Regions from separate parts of the Mus musculus genome. Here regions 1 and 2 are each linked to region 3. A link is a loop called in an ENCODE intact Hi-C map of the cell type or tissue named here. Cell type or tissue: heart. All regions are shown on one strand.

Region 1 (8,000 bases), 110 kb before region 3:
GATAGGAAGTATCTATTCCTGAGCTGAGCAATATAGAAGCCTCTAGCCATATGCAGCTATCTAAATATAAATCTAATTAAATTTAAATCAGATTTAAAATACAGCCCCTCAGTACATGGTCACATTTTAAGTATTTAATAGCCACCTGTGGATTATGCAGATAGAGAACAATGAAGTTCTTGGGGAGTGAAGACCCAAGCCTTGGGAGTAATCCTGGATTTGGGATGGTGAGGCAGGTGGTCTGTCCTAAGTTTGGGGCTAGCCTGAACTACACAATGACTACCAAGCCTGCCAGAGTTGTAAAACAAGACCTTGTCTCAAAACAAAAAACAAAAACAAACAAACAAACAAACAAACACCAAAACAGCCAACAATAAATGAAAATAGGCAGAAGGGTTATGTTCATCCCAGTTAGAATGTTCTATTGGACAGTGCACATTGCTTTGAGGGCGACTGGCATAGAGATAGGGACAAGGGATTAAAGGACACCAAGGCTTGGCAGGTTTGTGACTGAGAAAGGTGATGCCATGTGAAGCAGATGGGAAGACAGGAGGACCTAACAGATACTTCACATCTGTCAAACTCTAGGGACACAAGTGCCTTCAGGAATGATCACGAGCTCATAGTGTAAGGAAGGTCAAGTGTCCAATTTGAGGTCTCCCAAAGCTTTGCACAGGGGCCCCAGTGGTATCTAACTGGCTTATTCCTTCCTACGTTCTCTTTCTTCCCAGACCGTGGTGCTCCAGATGGTTGTGAGTGCCAGGTCTGTTCGTCGGCCCTAGAGGATCCGTAGCATACACACACTGTGACAAAGCTGGAGTCCCAAGGGCTGTGTGCTCTTTATGGAGCTCCGATGTGCCAGTCTGAACCCTCGTATCTTCACAGATGCTGCGTACTTCCTCTCCCCTGATTGCCTCACTTGCATCTGCTGGATCCTTGGAAAGTCCCCTCGCCCTCACTCACTTGATAGCTTCCTCTGAAAATATTCCTTCCCACGGGTGCCGCTGCTTTTTAGTTGGCCTCTTCTCTTTCACAAGTCAAGTTCCGGAGTGTCTCATCCACTCCCTTACATACCTCTCACTCCTCTCGCATTGACTTTCAGCAGCAAAACTCCAAGCAGTGGAGGGCACCTTGCTGAGTGATTTCAGTGTAGATATATGACCACCCCACCCCGTTAAGAGAGGATAAAAGGAAGCACACAGGCCAGATTTGATCTTATCCGTCAGTCCGCAGGCAACACCTACAGCACTGTGTAAACTGGAAAAAATAAACACAAGGAACAGGCAGGGCATGGATGCATGGATGCGTGGTGCGTGGGGCATGGAAAACTGACAAAAGACACCACTCCTAAGGGAGAACAGCTAGGAAAGTGCTCTTTCCTCAAGGCTGAAATTGTCCTACCAGGTACTCAGCCTGGTGGGCAAAATAAAGACTAGACTTTAGCTCTCACTTGTCCCCTTTGCTTTGCAGTGGGCTGTGCCCACCTCAGAATCACACTTACTTGCTCTGTGTCTGTGTCTTTGCTACAGAACAGTCTGTGACTCTCCTGTCCTTGTTCACATTTAAGGCCAACTGCTTCAGCACCGTGCTAGGACTTGTTGCTTCTTGGTTCCCATGGTTTCTCTAGGTGTCTCCTCTTGTCTCTGCACCGGAACTTTATTTTTCACTCTTAACACCACAAGGAAGTAACTCAGCTTTAAAATCCTGTCCCTGGATCCCCACACCATTCCCACTACTGACTGTTGCTAGGCTCAGCCAGCTCCTGGCTGTCTTCCTCGCCTCTCTTTCATTCTCTCAACACACCCCAATCAGACATTTCTCCATGTGATAACACTGGAAGGGTTTTCATTAAGCTTCTCAACAAACTTCAGGCCAAACTTGGTCAGTGGTTAAATTCCCAACTCTTGACTGAGGATGAGGCTCAGTGGCAGTTTGTCTAGCATGAACCAATCAGGGTGGCGGGGATGGGGACTGTGGGGTGGGGGTGAGGCAGAGATTGAGATTCAATTGTCTTCTTAGCTATTTCAGCAGTAGGCAAGGGAACTGACTGATCACTCCCTCTTTTCTAAAACAACTCCCTAACAACTTCCTTCCTTCCAAGGGGTTCCTCTAACCTGACTGTCAACTCTGCTTATCTTTAACCTCTAAGTTTCTCTTGGTCCTCTCTTCCAGTTACTCCCCATCCCTAAGAGAGTTTATGTAGACCGGAGGGTCAAATCATCTACATCCTGATGGATCTCAAATTTATATCTCAGACTCATCACCACTGAACTTTCTCCATCCCCCATAAAACTGAACTCTCAATTTCTTTGGTCCCAGCTTTGTTCTTACCCTATCTTCTCTCTTATTAAATGATATCAGTCAGCAGGCCCCCAACCTAAGATTCATTCCTAATTGTTTCGTTCGACCCTCTGCTTTCTCAAGTCTAAATCTATTAAAATAGGTTTAATAAAGCTAAAATAAACAAAATCTAAAATAAAATAACCACTCTTGGCCAATTGGACGAGAATAGCCACCTTAGACTTCCCCTGTGAACATTCGTGCTTCAGTTGGATATTTTACATACACAGTGAGACTCACTCCAGTTCCCGATGGGCCTGAAACTCATTGTGTAGTCCAGGCTAACCTCAAACTCGTGGCAATTCTGTTCCTGTTTTCAAAATGCTGGGATTCCAGGAGTAAACCACCACGCCCTGCATAAAGTTAACCTTTAAAAACATGAACTAGATATAGTTGTTTCTGGGCCCACCCTCTCCTCGGGGCTTCCTGTTGTCATTACAATGGCCCAAAGGCTCCACCGGGTCTGGTCGTTTGTCCAGATCTTGGCGCCTCAGTACTCTTTGGCCATAGACTCTACTTATCTATCCATCCTTTCGCTTGCATTTTGCTAGTTGTGAAATATGGAAGACACACCCCACCTCGGGGTTTGTGGCTGATTTCCTCTCAACCCAGGAAGGTATTCTTCTCATCCAGCCTCTTTTGGATAGGCTCGTTTCTTCATAGCACGAACAAAAGCATGCAAAGCCCTCCCTGGTGACCTGTGAATTTTGCTACTCTTTTTGTTGTTCGTGTTCCCTCTCCTGGGTCACGAGGATGAGAGCTCTATAAGTGACTTTCCCTATGTATGCCTAGGCATTGGGGACCTACTAGGCACTCAACTAACAGCTGTCCCATGGTTGCATCCCTTCAAAATTCTCTTTCTGATTTTTTTTTCCCTTCCTCATTTCAATGTTGGCCTTAACCACCTTCTCAAAGGCAAGGCCCCAGTTCCTGTTGGCACACTATGCCCCCCACCCTTTGAAGAACGGCTCCCTTAAATAGATTCCGGACACAGCGGGGAAGGCGGAGACCAGGGCGGGGGGGGCGGGGCCTGCGTGCTGCGTGCGTGCGCGTTCCGGAGGCGCCGCCGCCGCCGCTCCCGAGGCCGCTGCTCCTGCCGCCGCCGTGCAGAGCCCGAGCCCGAGCCGCGGCCGAGAGGAGGGAGGAGGAGGAGGTGGAGGAGGCGCCGGGCCGCGGGGTGAGTACGGGGTGCGAGTGAGGGGCGCGGACTGGCCGCACCTCGGTGGCCTATTCTTAACCGTCCGCGAGTCCGGGGCGGCGGCCGGGGGCCCGGCGGGCGGGAGGGGCCGCGGCTGAAGGCCGGAGCCAGCCACGCCCGCGGACCGAGGCGGCCCGGCGGGGCCTGCGGGACCGGCCGCGAGGGGCGGGCCGCGAGATGGGACGCGTGTCCGCGCCCGCTCGGCTGTCGTCCCCGCGGACGGAGAGGTGCGGTGCCCTCCGCGCGGCCTTTGCCCCGGCCGCCGAGCGCTGACACCTCTGTGTCCCACTCCGCCGCCAGCCCGGGTTCCCGCCCTCCCTGCCCTCTGTATTCTGCCGCTTGCCATGTGTTCGCCTTTGCAGCGTCGCTCTCGACTCTCTGATATCTGCTGCTACCCCTGAATTTTGTCAGGAAAGAGGCCACGGTGTGATTCCGGTCTTCCGCCCACCGAGGGCGTGTGAGGAGTGTGGGGTGGTGGGATTGTAGCTTGTCTCCTTACTCAGAAAGTTAAGGGCAGTGTCTTCTGCTGAGTTGTGTAATTGGCTGTTGTAAGGAGAAGAGCAAGGAAGGACAGTTGTGTCCCCCGCGTCCGCCCCCCCTCCTATCTGAGATTTCCTCACAGGATAGAAAACTAGAGTTGAGGGGACCTTTCATGCCTTGGAAAAAGAGCTACCGCTCAGAAACTGTGAGTGTATTGCCGTTGGGAAAGGAAAATCGTTTTGTCGCTGCTTTGAAGGAAGTACTGTGTAAGAAATGGAATAAAAGGGCAGGAGGTTAATGGGCCAAGCGGGACAGGTACCAACCGCTGTTGTCTGCTTCTTGGGTGGCTGAAGATACTGTTTTTATTAGAGTCAAAGTGTCGACTCTCAGAATTAACCAGGGGAGTTAGCCTTCAGAAGCGGGCGGTTAGAAGAGATGATGCTGGAAACAGGATTTGGAAACTTTCTTTGAGTTTCCTGTCAGAGTGTGTGGGGGTAGATATGCCTGTGAGTACTTTTTTCTTTTGATGTAATTGATTTCTGTAACACTTTGGTAGAGTAAGTACTAGATTAGGTCCCAGACTCTTTCCTGTCTTTATGCTCTTCTGTAACACTTTGTTTCAAAATTAAATTTACATTTTCGGATATTCTTTCTTAGTGTGACTCTTGTTTAGTTTAGTTCCTTGCTACTTCAGGTTCTGTTATGATTGTGTTCGTTAGCAAGGATTATACCTGTCCCAGCATTTGTCGAATGAGTTGAGTGGTCTGTTTACACATCTCTTATCTTTTTGAGAGAAATCTTTATGTTAAATGTTGCATTCCGCTTCCATTATAAAAAATGTCATTCTTAACCATTTCTAGAACATGGTGATGCATATGAACTCTTCCTTTGCCCAGGAAAAACAAAACAGACATTTATCCCCAGAATGTTGTATTCAGCTTCTGGTCTCCTCTAAAGCCACCCATAGACACCGATCTTAAAAGTGAACAGAGATCTCGATGTTATTCAGTTTCATATTAAAACTTTGCAAAAGTGCACACTTTTTGTGGCCTCAGGTGTGATCGTGCTTTCACCCTAAATTCTGAGGATTTTGGAACAAGGTTTAAAATTGATTTCAGTTTTATGAGGAAAAGTTCTCAGGAACCTCTCTCCCCTCCCCCCAATCTCCTGTGGCTCAGTGGTGTCACTGAGGAAGACCTTGAACCACCAACTCTCTTGCCTCGACCTCCAGAGTGCTTGGATCAGTATAGACTTCCCTGGTTTATGTGGTGTTGGGATGAAACCCAGCTTCATGCAGGGAACTTTTAGCAGTCATTTTGTTTGTAGTGTTGAGGAGCTAATCCAGAGCCTCAAGCAGGGTTGGCAAGCACTTTGCCCCTGAGCTATATCCCCGGCTCTAACCAGTAGCCATTTTTAACCAATACTCCCTAGTATATTTTGACCCCTCTAAACTCATAATCATGACTAATCAGACTTTTGTATAATCTATGTTTTAGTAATATGAGCATTTGAAAATCAAATAATTTCTTTTTTTTCCTCTTCCAAGCTTGTTCATATGTGTGGTCTTCATGTAGTCAGTTGTGAAAATATGCAACATTCAGGAAGTACTTAATTGAATGTCTGCTGTGTGGATAAGGAGTTCTTGCTGTCATCCCTTCAGCAGGAGGGACAAGACCCTAGCCAAGTAAATGTAGTGTCAGGTGTTAGAGCTGTGTGGAAGGGTGAGGACTGGTGAGGGGCTAGAGAATACTGTCAGGGAAGACCTGAAGGAAGTGAGGAGGGCTGTGTGCTTCCTCAGATGCAAAAAGATGACAGGAAGAGCGAGCGGCCTGCTAGGGCAAAGACCCTCCAGTATATGTGACCCTTTGAGAACAGCTAGGAGGGCAGTGTGGTGTAAGAACAGTAAGCAGGGAGAGAAGAGGGCTTGAGATTAGAGAAGTAAGGGGGGCTCTTACACTCAGTACTGGGACGTTTGCATTTTACACTGACTGACATGGGGGAGCCCTTAGAGTAGAAGAGAGACCTTATCTGACCTAAGTTTATGAACATCCTTCTGACTATTGTGTGGAAGTCAACTCAGGTTGGGGAAGGAAGGAAAGAGTAGGATCTAGGATTTTTTTTTTTCCTTTCCTTTTTTAATGTTCTGGGGATTGAACCCAAGTCCTTGAACTTGCTAGGCAAATGCCTAGTAACCAAGTTACATCCTGCCCTATGTCTTCCTTTTTAACCTTTCAACCATGCTAAGATTGTCCATCTTCTTTCTGTCGGGCATGTAGGTATCCTCTCCTCCCCATAGAATAACAATGATGGTTCACAGTAGTCTAGGCAACATTTTTTTTTTCCTTTTGGAATATTTCTTTGTGATTTATTTCTAAAAGGATCAGTATGTGAATAGACATATAGTTAGTTGGCCATCTAGTTTTAACAGCCGTGTTTTCTGAGCACAAGTTTCATGGCAATTTAGTTTTCATTGGGTGTTATCACCACAGACGATTGTTTTTAGACAGGTTGAATTTAGCTCATTTTTGCTTTTCACAGAGTGCTAATTAGTGGGAATATAGGGGTGAATTAGAGGGCCTTTGCTCTCAGGGAACTTTTACATTCTTCTGTGCTTTATAATCTAATAGTGAAGTAGCTGAGTCTTGACAGTGTTTTCTGTTACTGTGAACTTTGTGGGTACTCGATGGTCTTATTTAAAATACACTTCTAGTTGTTCATTCTGGCAGTTACTTCTTCTATAAGGAGTTTTTATTGTCCTCTGTAATTTGCTTAGGTTTTTATGATGTTTTTAGAATCTTATATGTTTGACAATAAATTTCATCAAATAGTCCTTAGTTAAGAGCAGTTGAATTTTAAAGTGTTGTAGTGCCCGTTATTTTGAAAATAGACTCCTGTTGTGTTATGTAAGGTCAGCTTCGAATCTTTGACATTTTGTTTAGTTTTAAGAGGAGAATGATACCAGTTTATTTTTATAGAAAATTACACCACCAAGGCTTTGTTTCAGCATTTCTGGTTCTGGAATCTAGATGGCTTGATTTGATCTGAGCCAGCCAAAACTGTGCCATCTGTAAAGGGAGGGAGAACAGCTGAGTTCCCAGAAAGCACCTAGCACTGTGTAGCATGTACCAGAGGTTCCAGGGAGTGGCCGCAGAGCTCAGTGTACAAGGGTCTTGGCACCAGACAGCTCTCATTTCAGATGGTCAATAGCAATAACTTGTACAAAGCATTTATCTTATTATTCTAGTACATTTAAAATTGTGAACATAAACTTACTTTCCCTAAATGTTCTTTTTCAAATAAAGTTAATCACTTGTGAAAAGTTACAGCATAGTTCAAGTATTTTATGTTCATTTCAGTGTTGTAGTGAAAAGTACTGCATTACTTAATGTAGTTTTTAATGTAGTAAATACTAGCATTAAATAGAAATATTTAACCTTTTATATGTTAATGAGAGGAGGTCAAAGCATCCTTTGTGTATGTCTGTGCGTGTACATATCACAAGTAGTAATTTTTATGTGCCTTTTAGAATTTCATATACTTAATTTACATTTTGAGTCTTTTGTAGTAGCAGTTATGGTTACACAGTGAGGGGTTTTGGCCTTCCTTCCCTGGGCACACGGTTTTGAGATGACTGGTTAATTTGTTTCAAAGTTAAATGATCCTAATGAGTATTAAACATATAAGGTTAGCTTTATTCATTATTATGTTCTGATCAGCCAAGCAGTTCAGCAAAGAACTGTGCCGTGCTCTCATTTCTTCTTGAAAGTAGGCCTTTCAGAGTGAGGGGTCCGATGTGCACTCACACATGCACCAATATAAAAAGGGAAGTTGTGTGATTACTAACGTAAAACTAAAATAAGAAATGGTGTACTTTCATAAGAGGAATAAAAATAGTCCTTTTAGTATTATTTTCAGAAGTACCTGATGTACACCTGGGAAATTAACTGTTTTATGAAATAAACTTTAGTTATTATACAAGTGA
Region 2 (8,000 bases), 140 kb before region 3:
TTACCTCTGTCCAACCTTACTATCCCTGACTGACCCCTCCTTTTCAATTTATTTAGAACTCTACAACCTTCCTCCTTGACATCTCTTTCCTTTCGGCTTTTCCCCCACTTTTCATGTATTTCTCGGTGTGAGTGTGTGTGTGTGTGTGTGTGTGTGTGTGTGTGTGTGTGTGGCTTCTTATGTGTGACTATGTGCACATGCTCAGGCACAGATGCATGTGGAGGTCAGAGGTTAACCCGGGGTGTCTGTCCTTGGTCATTCTCCCCTTTATTTTTTGAGAAAAGATCTTTCAGTTAGCTCATTTATTAAGGTATGCTTGCTTACAAATGAACTTTGGGGTTTCGCCTGTCCCTACCAGACATTGCTGGGGTGATGGGCTCCACACCCCAACACCAGCTTTTTGCATGTATTCTGAAGATCCAAACTCAAGTCCTTGTGCTTGACACTTTACCAGCGGAGCCAACTTGCTGGCCTTGCTTTATTCTTTGGTCAGTCAAGACTCTTTGCTTTGAGCTTTTGGTGCTGCCTGGCCTATTTATGGGCTTTCTTTGGTGATATTCTATCAAACAAACTAATTCCACATATCACCTACACCTTCAAGTCAGCGTGTCCAACCCAACTCTTTCTACATCAATAACAAGTCATCATCTTTGCCTGTCACCTGCCACTCTTCATGCAAGGTACTCAGCATCACTGTCCACATAAGCAGCAAGTTAGACATGTATCCATTCCCTTGGATTTACCCCTCTCTCCCCTACAAACCTGATCAGATACTCAGGTGTAGGGCTCTGTGACCTAAGATCTCTGGATCCCTTCTCATTGCTTCTACTTAAGCTGAGGACTTTGTCCGCTGTCACTTGCATCAGAGCGCTCTGCTAATTGCTTCTTCTCTACCCCACCTGCCACACTCTGCCAGTGGCCAGGTGACTTCTAGAGCAATCTTTAGAGTGGATATGAAACCAGAGTGAAGCAGCTGTTTGCATGCTTAAGGTACTTTGCTGTTTCCCAGGAACCGCAGGAGAGAACTGATCCTCACAAGATCCTTTATGTCTGCCTGCCTGCAGCTTGAAAGTCTTCTTCTATCAAGTTCTCAGCATACTTTCTTCTCATACTTGACTGTACACACATGTTGCTTCACTCCTGAACCTCCTGACACACTCTCCAAGCCTCTCTCGTCTGGTGCAGATCAGCAACTGTTGAATGCCCTGCCTTAGCATCTCTTCCTCTAGGGAGAGTCCTTCCATACTCTCCCCAAGTTGAGAGTATATGTGGCCCACCTGCTTGTGTTTACAATGCAAACTCCATTACTACATATCACCAGCCCTAAAGAGCCTTCTCATTAAGGATTGGTCCCTGTCTTTGTTCTATAAGAACAAACCATACACAGACCTAGGTCTCTCGTATCATCACTGATTAGCCCATAGGTCTGTCCTCTATGAATTGTAGTAAAATAAAATATATCACTTAGTTTTCTTCTCCTCACCCCATACTGAGAGTTGAACTTAGAATCTCACAGATGCTAGGTGAGCACTCTATTCCCACCCAATGTAAATTAATGAATTTCTAGTCTAAAATTAAGTCAAGCAAGTAAAAGACTGTTTATATCAATTGAGGTAAAATTTGTAGATAAACTAAGTTGTAATAATTGTGAAAGGAATGTAAGAAACATCTTCTTATAGTTAGCTATGTTTATTTATTTATACCTTTGGGTTGTAGCATCCTTTTAAGTATTAATACAATTATTACTAACATTTTATCTTTTTTCCTTGATTTTTTATTTACAGTTTGTTTCGTTCTTGAGACAGTCTCTCATTCTGTGATGGCCTCAAACTCACAGTCATCCTTCTGCCTTAGTCTTCTAGGTTTTGTATTTTCAGATGTGAGCCACTACACTTGGCTTATTTTCTTAAGGACATAACTTTTTAAGTGGAAAAAAACCCCTAGTTTACTAGGAAAACACCTTAATCTGAATGTATCTACATTCCAATGGAGCTTGCTATATGAAATAAGAGTCCAGGCACTGTGGTGGACTTTAGCTAGCTTATATTTTCCCACTTTGTTGTGTATTTGAATTTCTCCGAGGTTTCATCCCAACCTACCTTTCACCATTACTCCGTGCTGGGTCATATTCCAGTGCAGCTGAGCTTCTAAACACTCCCAGAGCTGCTCTATTTTCTACAGTGCACTGTTTCCTCTGCCTGGGCCTGGCTTCACTCCATGGAGAATCTCTTGCCCCGTTCCCACCTGCTTACCGACTAAGCACAACTCAAGTGTTAACACTTCTAATGCTTCTCTGATTCCTTTCACCCTCTCTAGATCCACATGTCATTTCAGACCTCTTATTATATCTGGTTTTACTTTTTAACTTGTCAGGAGCAAAAATTATTACAAATTAGGCTGGGAAGAGCACAGTGCTACTTTGCCGAGCATGCACAACCACACCTTGGGTTCAATCCCAGCACTGCAAAAACAAACAAACCAAACCAAACCAAACCAAATGTTACTTTAAAGTATTAGTTTTAATTTTATACTGAGGTTATTTTTCTAACTATTTTTGTTCTTTTGTTTGTTTATTTTTCGAGACAGGGTTTCTCTGTGTATCCCTGACTGTCCTGGAACTGGCTCTATGGACCAGACTGACCTTGAATTCAAACATCTGCTTGTCTCTGCCTTCTGAGTGATGAGATTTAAGTTGTACGGCACCACCACCCAGCCTCTATTTTAGCTCTTGAAGACAATATATAACTCCCAAGAGAAAATATTTGAAGTGCAGTGAAAAATATCTTATATTCACCTTGACACCCTTAGTTCTATATTACTCACTTCAGGTGATAGATAAAGTATTATATGAATAGTTCTATTAATCTCTTTAGTCTCATATACTGCTATTTTGACTATATATATATGCATATATATGATCTCTGATGTAGTTATGAAAGAAGTTGCCTAGGGCTTTCCTGGGAACTATGTTCTTACTAATGGAGTGTTCTATCTGCATCGTCAACTTTCCTAGTTCTTGTCCATACTGCCCTCAGTACCAGGCACTATTCTATGCTGTGGAGATTAGGCTTGTAAATAAAAGGAGCTTCCTGATCTTGTGCAAATGCATTCTAGGGGAAGTGGAGTGGGTGCAGATAACCCATAGAGCTATATCTTTCCCACATCTTTGCCAATATTTAGACCTTTTTGTCTTTAATTTTACTTATCCGACATATAAAATGATTGATTTAATTTTAATTTGACCATTTGGCTTATCTCCAGTTATTAATACACTTGACCAGTGATTTCTAATTTTAATTTTCCAAGATTAGCATGTCATTTTGGTTTGTTGTTTGTTTTCAGTTAGGGGAATTTTTGAGATGGGTCTCAATATGTTACCCAGGCTGGCCTTGAACTTGTGATTTTCATGCCTCAGTTTCTCTGGTGCTAGGACACAATTTATGATGCTATACTTGGCCAAAACCTTTTTTAACAATAAAAAAATATTTTTAGTTATGTGTATATGTGTGTGCGGGGGTGGGGGGGTAGGCATGTGTAAGTATGTACAGGTACCCAAGGAAGCAGAAGCATCAGGTTTCCTGGAGATGACATTGCAGGCTATTGTGGGCCACCTGATATGGATGCTGGGAACCAAACTTGGATCCTCTGCAAGAGAAGTAGGTGTTCTTAACCACTGAGCTGTCTTTCCAGATCCTAGAAATATGTTTTGTTGTTGTTGTTTGTTTGTTTGTTTTTTTCCAGGAGTGAAGGGTTGAGAAAAGGTCTAAGTATGTACTTTTAGCTGGCCTGGAACTCACTATGTAATCAGGCTGGTCTGGAAATCAACAGAAATCTGCCTGACTCTGCCTCCCAAGGGCTGGGATTAAGGTGTATGCCACCATAGCTAGTGAAACACACACACACACCCATTATCTTTACAGTTTCTAATTATTGGTTTCTCCTATTTAGGATCACATCTGATATTTACATTTTAACCTTGTATGTGTGGATTTTGGTATGCTGTTATTATAATAATTTGTAGTTTGTCTTGAATTTCCTAGGTAGATAACCATATTGATTGTAAATAAAATTACTTGTTCATTCCTTTTAAATTCTTACATGCTTAATTTCTTTTTATCATGCAGTTCTTGCTAGGACCTCCAGGGCTGAGCTTGTAGACATCAGGGATAGTCTCATACTATTTCATGATTAAGTCAGCACATACATTCTATTGTATACATTGCAAATGTATGGTGGATACCACCTAACAAGCTAAGGATGCTTCTTCTATAACTATGCTGATAACATCTAATGTAAATTAAATTTCAGAAAATGTTTCCTCTCCATACATGGAAATGATCACTATTTTTCCTTCTTCAAGGTATAAAGTAGCAAATTAATATGTTTTCTAATGTTCTAATTGTGTTCTGAGAGAAGTCTGAACTTATGTTAATTCTGATTCACTGCTGGATTTAATTTTCCATACGTTTGGGTTTTTTTAGGAATTTAACATCTGTATTAAATGAGAAATGGGTCTATAAATTTTCTTTTTGTCCTTTTCCTTTGGTACCAAGATCATCCCAGCATCCTACAAAAAGTTGTGGTCAATCTCTCTTCTCTGCTTCTTTATCTGTGTGCTGGAGTAGATTTATAAGACTGGGGAAACTTTTTCTTAGGCATTTGGCTACATTTACTTACAAACCTCTCAGTCCCTTGTGTGCTTTATTTTTACTTTATTTTGTTTTGTAGTTGGATGTTAAGTTACAAGTACAACTGCTTAGAAATAGCTGTAGTTCTTAAATTAGATTTTCTATTTCTTCTTGAGTCCACTTTGGTAAGTTTCATTTTTCTAAGGAACTGGGTATGTCATGTAATTGTTCAAATTTACTTGTATGAGGTTTATGACATTCTTCTTATTTTATAAATTCTGTTATATATGTATATGCATATATAAATGATTTTCCCTTTTAATCTATCTCAATTTTATTAGTCTTTACTGCTTGCCAAATTCTGTTTTCTTGACAGTTTCTATTATAACTTATTTTAATTTTGACTTCTATTATTTAGCATTTGCCTCCCTCTGCCTTCCTCTGTGCTGCTATCCCTTTATCTTGAGCTCAACACTTACAGCTCCTTAATTTCTGATTTCTTAAAATTTCTAATGAAGCTTCTTTCAGGAGAACCTGGGAACATATTTTTATTTGTTATTTGCCACTGTACACATTTTCTAATTTTAGTTATGATTTGTTTCTTCATTTGTATGATTATACCTAAAGCTACTTAGAATTGTGCTTTATTGATAGAGACTGGAAGATCTCTGAGTTCGTCTATAGAAGGCATTCCAGGTTGGCCAGGGCTACAGAATGAGGCCCTGTCTCAAAAATTAAGTAAAATAAAATAAGTCAGGTATTTGGGTTTTGTGTTGAAGTTCTTTGTTCCCCCTGAGTTTTGAACCTAGAGCTTTGTGATGCTAAGCACGCCCCCTACCACTGCACTGTATCTCTAGCCCATGATTTACTCCCAAGGCTATTTGAAAGTGATGTTTTTTAATTTGTAAATGCATGGTATTATTATTTTTATTAATTAAAAGGATGTAATCTCCATGGTACTAAAGTCTTGTTGCCTTGGACTGTGATGGCATGAGCCATCAAAAACCTGGATCTTTCTTCTAGCCCATCAAATACTTGGCTTCATTTGCATACTGCTTTGTGTTTCAGTTTCCAGAAAAGTAGTTGCTCTTAGCAGCTATATGCACTCTCTACATCATGAACATCCCAGCCTCATGAGAAGGAAGCAAGAGCCCAAAGTCAATAACCTCAAAATTCAACATGAGTTGTCCTTAATAGCTCCTTTCTCTCCGAATTCAAGAGTTCAGCTGAATTCTGGAATCACTTCTTGGAAGCAGCCTCTAGCCCATGCCCCAGCTTTGGACCTGGACAACTGGCTCTAATATTCAGTATTGGGGAGAATATTTGTCTGATAAATGAATGCATAATTAGAAAGGAATGGATATGCCCAGTGGGTTCTCATTCATTTTGTAAGCCTTAAACTACAATCAAAGGACAAATATCACAAATAGTAATTTTATATTTATTCCAAAGAGACTGGAGCTGGAACAAGGCAAGTTAGCAGCAGAAGCACCAGGAATGGAGCATCCCTAAGGAGAAAGATTTGTAACCATATTCTGAAGCCTTTCAAATGCATTCTCCAAATCCTTCTGGACGACCTGACATGTAGTTTCTAGGTTTTGTTTGCTTTGTGGTTGCTGGGAATTGGACCTAAGGCATACTAGGCAAGCATTCTACTATTTAGCTGTAACCCTGGCTCACACATGTCTCTACTGTTCATGCAATGTCTCCCTGTTCTAGATAGCAGCCACTCCATACCAAAATCAGTCCACAGAACAAATCCAGATAGATGAGATAAAGGTTCGCACACATTTTGGAAGCAGGGGTCAGAGAACAGGGAATGATCAGATTGTGTGTTGTAGGCTGGGCTTAACTCTCAAGTAATTGTGCTTTCCACCCTGTTCTTGGCCAAGTCAACTCGGCTTGGGTGTGGTTGCTTAAAAATATTCCCAAGGAGCAATGACGCTTCCCCTGGATGCCTGAACACATCATCTCTGTTGTTGAGAACTTGTGGCTGTGTGTCCAGGACTCTCAATGAAGTTTTAATCAAAGCCGTGCTTCCTTTCCATTGTTGCTTTTGGAGTGGCCTTGCTCAGGAGCGCTGGCGTGGACAACAGCACCTCCGTTGACCTTTTCCACAGCAGTCCTTGAATTTCTGCCCCACCCCCTCCCATCTGCTGGCCCTACTTCCTCTCTTCTCTATTTTGGCACCACTGGGAGTGGCTCTTCTCAGTAAAGTGGCTGAAGGGTAATGAACCCAAAATACCTAAGTAGCAAATGAGTCACCGAACTTCCACAGCTGGCTGTGTTGTGGGTAAATAGCAGAGAGGAGGTAACTGCAGGGGTGGGGGTGGTAGAGGTGGCTGACAGCAGGCTGAGGGGGTGGGTGGAGGGGGCAGAGAACTTGGTTGGCTTGCCTAGGTGAGATCAGCACTGTGGCCTATCACACCCTGACTGACTCAAGCTAAGCCCAGGCCCCCTGGGAACTGCTAATACTGGGCTGTCTAGTAAATCTCAGCTGGACAAGGCACTACACTGATAACCCTCTTTTGCGTCCAAGTTCTGAGTCTTGGAGTTTGGAATTCTCTAAGTTGCTACAAGGCTGCTAAGCCAAAATGGTATTTCTCCAGGCCAGCCCATTTTTAGATTTATGATATCTCAGTATCAAGATTTAGGACCAAATTTAATTTAATTTTCTTTTGTATTGTTTTGTTTGCTGCGCTTTAAAAAATGATAATCTCCTCTCTCCTTCTCTCTTTCTCTTTCTCACTCCCCCTCTCCCTCTTCCTCACTTTCCTCTTCCTTTCTCTCCCCTCCTGTGTGTGTGTGTGTGTGTGTGTGTGTGTGTGTGTGTACCTGTTACTGCATGTATGTGAAGGTCAGAGGAAAACTTCTGTAAGGTGGGCCTCTCCTTCTCCCATGTGAGTTCTGGGGATTGAAGTCAGGTGGACAAGGTAAGCAGAAAACGCCTTTTTTCGCTGAGCCATCTCAGGAGCCCTCACTGAGCTTTCTAGAATGTATCTTTTGCCTAAAACTTTAACTTGAAGTATAATAGTGCAGCTGAGATGCCCAGTCCAGCATTGTGATGAACTAAGAAGCTGCTGAGACATTTCTGGTTGCTGCCTCATCAGGACAGGACCAGCTTTGCCTCTGAGAACCTACTCGGTGTCTGTCCTGGTGAGAACCTACTGGGTGTCTGCCTGTCCTGGTGAGACCCTACTGGGTGTCTGTCCTGGTGACTTAGGAGATGATTCCTGCTTCTTGTTTTTCTAAACATAAAAAAACCCCGAGTGGGCTAAGCCCTGAGCACTTGTCTAATGGTCTGATTTCATGGAGAACAATCTAGTCAGCCACTCTGCTTCTAAGACCTAAACTGACACAACAAGAAACAAG
Region 3 (8,000 bases):
CCCTACCTCCATGATGACGGATCCCTGTGACTGCGGGAAGGCTGGGACACTTTGCCTGGCTTCTGAGGACTTCTCCTAGTACCTTGTTGTCTCTGAGCCATTGTTGGGCACAGGCCTATGCAGTCCATTTCTTCTGCTGGAAGTCACCAGATTTTAGGGCTCCTGTAAGTCTCAGGAAGATCCTTAGGGGGTCCTGGGTATCTTCCTTTTCAGCTTTCTACCTTCTTTTTTTACAAAATAGTTTTAACTAAAATAAAATTATGTCATTTCCCTGCTTCCCCTTTTACCTTTTAACTCCTCCCAAGTCCCTTCCCTCAAATTCCTCCACACCTCCCACTCTCAAATTGATAGCTTCCTTTCTATTACTGTTGCACACACATATGTATGTGTATACAAATATGCAAACATAATTTGCTGAGTGTGTTTTTGTTGTTGTGTATGGTTTCAGGGCTGACTACGTTGTAGTGGATAATCAATACAGGCTCATCTCTCGGAGGGGCTCACTCTCCCCTCTCCCAGTCGTCCTTTTTCTAGGGATGGTACTTTGTGAGACATCCCCACTTCTGTGTTAGACTTTTGTGTACTGATATTGGCATCGTTCTGGTCTTGTTTATGTAGTCATTTCTAGGGGATACGATTTCACAGTGGTATTCTGGCTTGTATAATCTTTCTGCTGCTTCTGTGATGCTCCCTGAGCCATAAATGCAGGCGCTGTGCTGTAGATGTTTCCACTGGGGCTGGGCTGATCCACTGATCTCTGCTTTGTGCCCAGTGTGGTTTTCCATGATGGACTCTATTTGCTCCTCTTCTTTTGTTTTTTTTTTTTTTTTTTTTTTTTTTTTTTTTTTTTTAGACAGGGTTTCTCTGTGTAGCCATGGCTGTCCTGGAACTTGCTCTGTAGACCAGGCTGACCTTGAACTCAGAGATCTGCCTGCCTCTGTCTCCCGAGGGCTGGAATTAAAGGTGTGCACCACCATCATCCTGCTAAGAGAAGCTTCTTCTAAAAAGCTATACTTGTCTATGAGTGTAAGAATGAGATTTAGAAATGTAGTTAGGAATTATGCTGGTCTAACAAAGGGGTGTTAAGAAGTTCTCTTTTAAGATCTGTGACCTCACCAGCCCCAGGAAGTTGGGCTAGGTTTCTAGTACCAGGTGTGGTTTTGCTCCTATTGAGTGGGCCTTCAGTCCAATCAGAGAGCTGTGAGTTACCACAGTGATGTGAGTGCCACTATCGTGTCGTTATGGATGTCTTGCCATAATCCTGTTGTCACTCATAAGTATGTCAGATGGGTGAGTGCCTTATCTTCTTTAACTGTGAAATGGAGATGATAGTACCCATCTCCTGGAGTTGTGAGCTCCTCGTGGAATGTGAGTTTAATAAATGCTAGCAGTCACCACAGCCATCATCATGTCCATCTCCTTTATCCCCATCAGAATTATCCTCCACCAACATCAACCACACTGTTGTCTCCTTCCTTTCTTACTTTCTCTGTTTCATTTGCGTTGCTTCTCTGTCTGCAGAGCATCCCGCTAGAAGAACTTCATGGCTCACGTTTATAGGAGCCCATTTCTCTGTTTTTCTTTTTGGGTTTATAATTGTGAAGCACGGGGCACAGATTGAATACCTGAAGACACAAGCAATGATCCTTTTAAAGATGTCATCTGTTGCTTACTACCCTACTGTAACTTTATTTATCCTCTCATTACCTTAACAAAAAGTGTGTTTCTAATGATTCTATAAATGTGAGAAAATATCTTGAAAAGAGAAAGGAAACGTAATGGTTAACATTACCTATCCAATTGACAGGATCTAGCATTACCTGGAGATGGGCCCTGGGTGATTATCTCTGCTAGGTTAATTGATATGGGAAGACATCTTAATAATGGCAGGGCCATTCTCTCTTGGGGATCCTGGCATGTATAAAGTGAAGAAAGCTTCACACTTGCAAACATCCACTGTTCTCCGCTTCCTGAAAGTGGATGTAACGTGACCTGCCACTTCAAGTTCCTACTGCCTTCACTTTTCCACCATAATGGACTGTATCTTCAACCATGGTCCAGAAAACCAAAACCAAACCCAAACCCAAACCCAACCCAAACCTTCTCCCTAAAGGTGCTTTTGGCACAGCAACAGAAAAAGAGACTGAGAGAGAGGAAGAAGTGAGGAATGAGTTTCACTCTTTAACTGGGAGTGTGGTTAGACAGTGAAGTGTTTGTGTAGTATGCCAACATCATGGATTCAACTCTTAGGAAAAAGAAAGATAAAGGAAGTAATTTCTGTGCCTCTGAGGTTCATGGTCTGGACAGGGAAGCCCATCTAGAAGGGTTTTGCAACAGTTAGGATGACCAGAAGACCCAGGGTAGATACTATGGAGATGGTAAAGGAGTGGATGAGACATTTGGAGACACAAGTATTTGACAGTAGTTTGATAGAAAGAGGGTGAAGGCAAAGCAAAAAGGAATCCTCAGATTTGTCATCTGTGGATTGGGTGGGTGAAAGATGTGGGCAACTATGAGGAAGCTTGCGATCTTTAGTTCCTCTTCCTTCATTTGGATAGTGGACGTTTGCTTAGTGCTTTGTTAATTTCTAAGCAAACATGTCTTAGTTAGGGTTTCCATTGCTGTAAGGAGACACCATGGCCAAGGACATTTATTGGGGTTCTTTTACAGGTTCTGAGACTCAGTCCATCATCATCAATGAGAAAAGTAATAAAGATATGCTTACATTTGGAAGCATGACTAAAGCTTTGTTCTAAGAGCTCTTTCAAAAAACAGTATTTAGTACGTGCCAGATTATGTTTCTCCTACCAGAGACAGAAGGGAACAAATCAGAATAGCTTTCTGTCCTCATGGAAAGTGTGTGTGGGGGTGGTGGTGGGGGGTGGACAATAAACATTTTAGGTAGTTGTATCATGAAGAACCTGACCAGGTATGGTGGCACACACATGTCATCTCAGTATCTGAAAAGTTGAGCCAGGAGGATTTCCAATTTGAGGCCAGCCTGAGCGGCATAGGGAGACTCTGATTTAGAAAATAAACAGACCAACTAACTAAGCCAATCAAACCAAATAATCAAACTCGGGGATAGTGGTGGGAATAATGGGAAAGGCCAGGAAGCAGTCAGGATGGAAACCACTCAAGATTTCAAGAAAAGCCTCTTTGACAGGGTGACACATGAGTGGGTCTAGAGGAAGGGAAAGTGGTGTGCTAGTTGCCCACCCCATAACGGAGGAAGGGCACACAAAAGATCCGTTGGACCCGAGACGTCTATTAGCCTAGGGTTTCCGAGAGAGCGATCAAGCAGAGCCTAGGAGTTGGCGTGCAGTCCAGGTTTCCACTTAAATATCAGGAGACTTCCGTCACGCGACAGGGTACGGATCGCGAAGACTTCGGCGTGGCTACAGCCGAGCTTGACCCAAGGAGCCGACTCCAAGCCCAGGCGACGGCGACCGATTCGCGAGCTGCGTCACAAAGCGCGTCCTGGGCGCTCGGGTCTGGAGCCCCGCCGCGCGGCCAGGCACTCAGAGCCGCGGGAGGCCGGCAGCGGGCGGCGCCCACCAAGGGCACGCGGCGCCCTCTGCAGGCCGCAGGCGGCAACACACCGGTAGCCTCATCTTCCCTCGCTCTTCCCGCCTCTTTCTCAGGCTACATTTTTTTTTTTTTTCTGCTCCCTCCTAGAGTGACAGCCTCCGACTTCCGTTCTTCCCCTCCGCTTCCAGGCGTGTCCGTGTCTTCTCCGGGAGGCTGCCAATAAAGTTTTTCTCCTTCTCGCTCCCAGGAGCCCCGCCTCAAGTCTAAATATCGCGAGATCTGGAGGCGCGGCTACCATGGCGGCGGCGGCGTTTGAAGTCCCGGCGGCCTTGACAACCTCCGAGTCCACTATGGCTGCGGAGCGTGCGGCCGCGCCGGTGCAGGCTGTGGAGCCGACTCCGGCATCCCCGTGGACCCAGCGGACCGCACACGACATCGGCGGGCCGCGCACACGTACCGGGGACGTGGTGCTGGCGGAGCCCGCGGACTTCGAGTCGCTGCTGCTGTCGCGACCGGTGCTGGAGGGTCTGCGGGCGGCCGGCTTCGAGAGACCCTCTCCGGTGCAGCTCAAGGCCATCCCGTTGGGGCGCTGCGGGCTCGGTGAGGACCGGGGCCGGCCGGCGGTGGGGGGAAGGAGGGGACGGCGTGGCCCCCGGAGAGCTCCGGCTCCGCGCCATCGCGGGGCTAAGCCAGGCTCTAAGGCGCGCAGTTGAATTTGAGGGTAGGACTTTCTTCCAGCATGGAGTCCAAGTTGGAGAAGGTGAGCGGCAGAGATTCGGGGCGCAAAGGGCTGGGGAGGTAGCTCGGTGGTTAAGAGATTGGGGCATCAAGCACACCTCCTGCGCGTTTGAGAGTCAACCAAAAATACAGGTGGCAACTAGGTCCTCATGGCAGAGAACCTCTTCATTCTCCTTTCTCGTATTTGGTATCTGGTGGCATCAGTAAATCTAGGTAATAATATGTAATATATATAATTTTTTTCTTCCTCAGATTTAATTGTCCAAGCTAAGTCGGGCACTGGAAAAACTTGTGTATTCTCCACCATTGCTCTGGACTCTCTGATTCTTGAAAACTATAGTACTCAGGTGAGTCTAACTCAGGATCCGGAAGGGGGTGTGTAGCACGTGACTCTATTGAGAGTCGTGACAAACTAGTAACTCTTCCAGATGGTGAGTTTGAAGAGGCCGGACCAAAGCGTATGCAAGTTAGGGAAGTAAACTAGATGGTCACGTCGGTGAGTTGTGGCCAAGGCTACGTCCAGTATTTTAAAGTTGGAATTTTCTGTTATAAGTACATCTCGACCATTTGTCAGTTGGAATCGTACAATTAAAAATTCATTTACTTTCTGACTAGAGTGGGATTAGACATAGAAGGTAGAAGTTCTGGATTAGTAAGTACTGTGCTATGGCAGAAATTTCAGGTGGTTCTTAAAGCCTTGTGTATGTGTTGTATTGATCTCTCATTTTCTAGGTTGCCTCGGGATATGGTTTTAAGATTGTCCTACTCAGCTTTGGGTTTGGGGGATCATTCTTTAAAAAGCTTTGTTTAGCCATTGTTACATATAAATACTATAGTAGGCACTAGGGATTAAACAGTGAATAAGATGTGATCCTGACACTGTCGTCTGGAGTGTGTAGTGATGGCTGACTTCAAAAGGGGGCTTTTGAGATGGTCGATCTTCAATGTGATTCCTTTAAACCCAGGATTCTTGTATTTGTTGTCTAGAATCTTTGAGTTCTATATCCACGAAACCGTGGGAGATAATGAATATACTTTTTAAAGTACATTGGCTAATTTATTTGAGATTTAGGATGTGTTGAGAGTTTTGGCTTTGTAATACTTGGCAACAGACAAAATCCCAAACTTGAGTAAAAATCATATTTTTAAGGTATATTATTAAAATAATTAGTGCCTGTGTATTATGTAGTATCAAAGTAATACTACATAATAATTTATAGTTGGGAAAATCAGAAAGAGAGAGAGAGAGAGAGAGAGAGAGAATGAGAATAAAGTACCCAAATCTGTGATGTGTGCCCAGAGTTAAGGGATTTTTAAAAAGTCTTATTTCCTAGTCTTTTTTTTTTTAAAACCAGTATGTTCATTTCCAGTAGTTACATTGCAGTTTGTACTGTGTGGTGCTTGGGGCCTTTGGTACCTAACCTTTGCAGTTAGCTTTGAGATATAGTCCTCTCACAAACCTTTAATCCCAGCACTTGGGAGGCAGAGACAGGCGGATCTACAGAGAGAGTTCACGAACAGCTAGAGCTACACAGAGAAACTGTCTCGAAACAACAACAGAGAGTATGTGGGTCTTTCTGCTGTTCTTCATGTATATCTTACTACTTTTGAATTTGTGTTTTCTCTTCCTAAAGCATTAGTGTGTCCCACAGCTAGCTCTGTGCTATACATTTAGGTTTCTTCTCAAATGTTACCTCCTTATGGGGCTCCTAACACGTTTGTTTGAGGCAGGCACACTTGGAATAGTCCTAGCTGGCCTGAAACCTAGACTAGTCTTCAACTGAGGCAATCGATTTCTGTTTCTAGGGTAGTAGAACCTTCTGTGTGTGCCGACACTCTCGATGTAAAAGGGCTTTCTGATTATCTCATTTAAAACCACTCCCGGGCTGGTGAGATGGCTCAGTGGGTAAGAGCAACCGACTGCTCTTCCGAAGGTCAGGAGTTCAAATCCCAGCAACCACATGGTGGCTCACAACCATCCGTAACGAGATCTGACTCCCTCTTCTGGAGTGTCTGAAGACAGCTACAGTGTACTTACATATAATAATAAATAAATATTTAAAAAAAAAAAAAAAAAAAAAAAAAAACCCACTCCCCTTGTCAGGGCTTTCTCTTTTCTCTATTTGATATATATATTAAAAAAAAAATCTTACAATTTATTACTTGCTATTACATGTATATATATGTTATGTATGTATATATTCATTATGTATGTATAAAAAAAATGACAACAAAAACCCTGTTTTTTTTGGGGGGGCGGGGGAGGGAGTTTGAGGCAGGGTTTCTGTCCTGGAACCCAACTTTGTCGACCAGCCTGGCCAGGGACTAACAGAGATCCAAAGTGCCTCTGCTTCTCAAGTCCAGGGATAAAGTCGTGCACCACCACACCCGGTCTAGTATGTTCTTAATTGTTAGCTGAATTTTTCTCTTGTCTTAAAACTCATCTCTTAAAATGTAGTGTATTGCAACAAATGGATGTACCACTCAAATGTATTCCTCTGACTTGTTAGAATGTTTTGCAATTTATTTTAGATTTTGATATTGGCTCCCACAAGAGAAATTGCTGTTCAGATACACTCGGTTATCACAGCCATTGGAATAAAAATGGAAGGATTAGAATGTCATGTCTTTATTGGAGGGACTCCATTATCACAAGACAAAACCAGACTTAAAAAGTGTCATATTGCTGTTGGATCTCCTGGTAAGTCATTAAGACCTCTTGGTAGCTGAAGTTCTTGAAGACTAGAACAGTGAGCATGCCAATCAAATGGGAGTTTTGATGGTGGTGATAATTGCTTTCAGCATAAATGGAAGAGTATTAGACCAGAGAGACACATGGCTGGGTTTTCAACAGAATCTGTTCCTCTCCATTCTGAAGAGTGTTGGAGAATACCCATGGGATCAGCTTCTGAGACCTGAAGTGACTTTAGGAAGCCTGTTTAAGCCGTGGATTGAGGTTTCTTTTGTTCTCTCTGGTTATTTGCTCACAAATCACTCAGAATCAGAACCTAGGATTCAGTGCCATAGCATTCAAGTTTTGTTTTTGTTTTTGTTTTCGAGACAAGGTTTCTCTGTATAGCCCTGGCTGTCCTGGAACTCACTCTGTAGACCAGGCTGGCCTTGAACTCAGAAATCCACCTGCCTCTGCCTCAGGAGTGCTGGGATTAAAGGCGTGTGCCATCACGCCCAGCTAGCATTCAAGTATTTTGGTAGCAGTAATGTTTGTTTATTAGCAGTAATGTTTGTTTACCAAAGTTACTGGTGATGAAAAGGGAGGGGACAAAGAATGGATTCAGACTTTAAGATTACTTAGACCGTTAGGTGGTATGTAACGGTACACTGTAAGGAAATTAAGCAGTCTAACCTGTGGATAAATACTGTAAAGCATTCCTGAGGTTTGTACAGATTTGATATGTCATAAGTATTTCAGGTTTTGTTGTTTTCCTGCCATACAGGTAGAATTAAACAGCTCATAGAACTTGACTACCTGAATCCGGGCAGTATCCGTCTCTTTATTCTTGATGAAGCAGATAAGCTTTTAGAAGAAGGCAGTTTCCAGGAGCAAATAAAGTAAGAAAACTAGCCTGAATACAAAAATGTTGCACCAAAGCATTTCTCTATAGCTTTCCCGGTAGTGTGTGCTGTCTGCATGGTGTGTGTTCATGGTGTGTGCTTTCCTGTATTTTACAGTTGGATTTACTCCTCTTTACCTGCGAGTAAGCAGATGTTGG

Evidence for each region. A loop is a pair of places that touch in the nucleus more often than their neighbours do. Peaks named below come from ENCODE experiments on the same cell type or tissue, not always from the same donor. Only the 100,000 strongest peaks of a DNase experiment are listed, where the experiment ranks them.
Region 1: it touches region 3 in a loop (4-fold over the local background); 6 of 42 quality-filtered maps call a loop at or near these places.
Region 2: a loop joins it to region 3, with 2.5 times the contacts of the local background. A loop is called at or near these places in 3 of 42 quality-filtered maps.

Annotation. Positions count from the first base shown.
Region 1 is chr3:105,796,756-105,804,755 of GRCm38, reverse strand. Rap1a (RAS-related protein 1a) reads left to right here and starts at 3,375. Exons shown (of 8, transcript NM_145541.5): 1 at 3,375-3,517. In heart, no CTCF peak of the experiment used is centred here; DNase peaks (open chromatin) are centred at 895, 2,975 and 3,495; H3K4me3 peaks cover 3,088 bases; H3K27ac peaks cover 2,071 bases; H3K27me3 peaks cover 1,770 bases.
Region 2 is chr3:105,824,693-105,832,692 of GRCm38, reverse strand. It overlaps Gm46838 (a long non-coding RNA gene), which reads left to right and starts at 6,840. Exons shown (of 2, transcript XR_001784065.2): 1 at 6,840-6,939. In heart, a CTCF peak has its summit at 4,149; a DNase peak (open chromatin) is centred at 6,702; H3K27ac peaks cover 935 bases; H3K27me3 peaks cover 548 bases.
Region 3 is chr3:105,683,255-105,691,254 of GRCm38, reverse strand. It overlaps Ddx20 (DEAD box helicase 20), which reads left to right and starts at 3,684. Exons shown (of 11, transcript NM_017397.3): 1 at 3,684-4,131; 2 at 4,522-4,616; 3 at 6,802-6,970; 4 at 7,725-7,839; 5 at 7,960-8,000. The coding sequence starts at 3,828. In heart, a CTCF peak has its summit at 3,586 (motif pointing left); a DNase peak (open chromatin) is centred at 3,724; H3K4me3 peaks cover 2,189 bases; H3K27ac peaks cover 1,705 bases.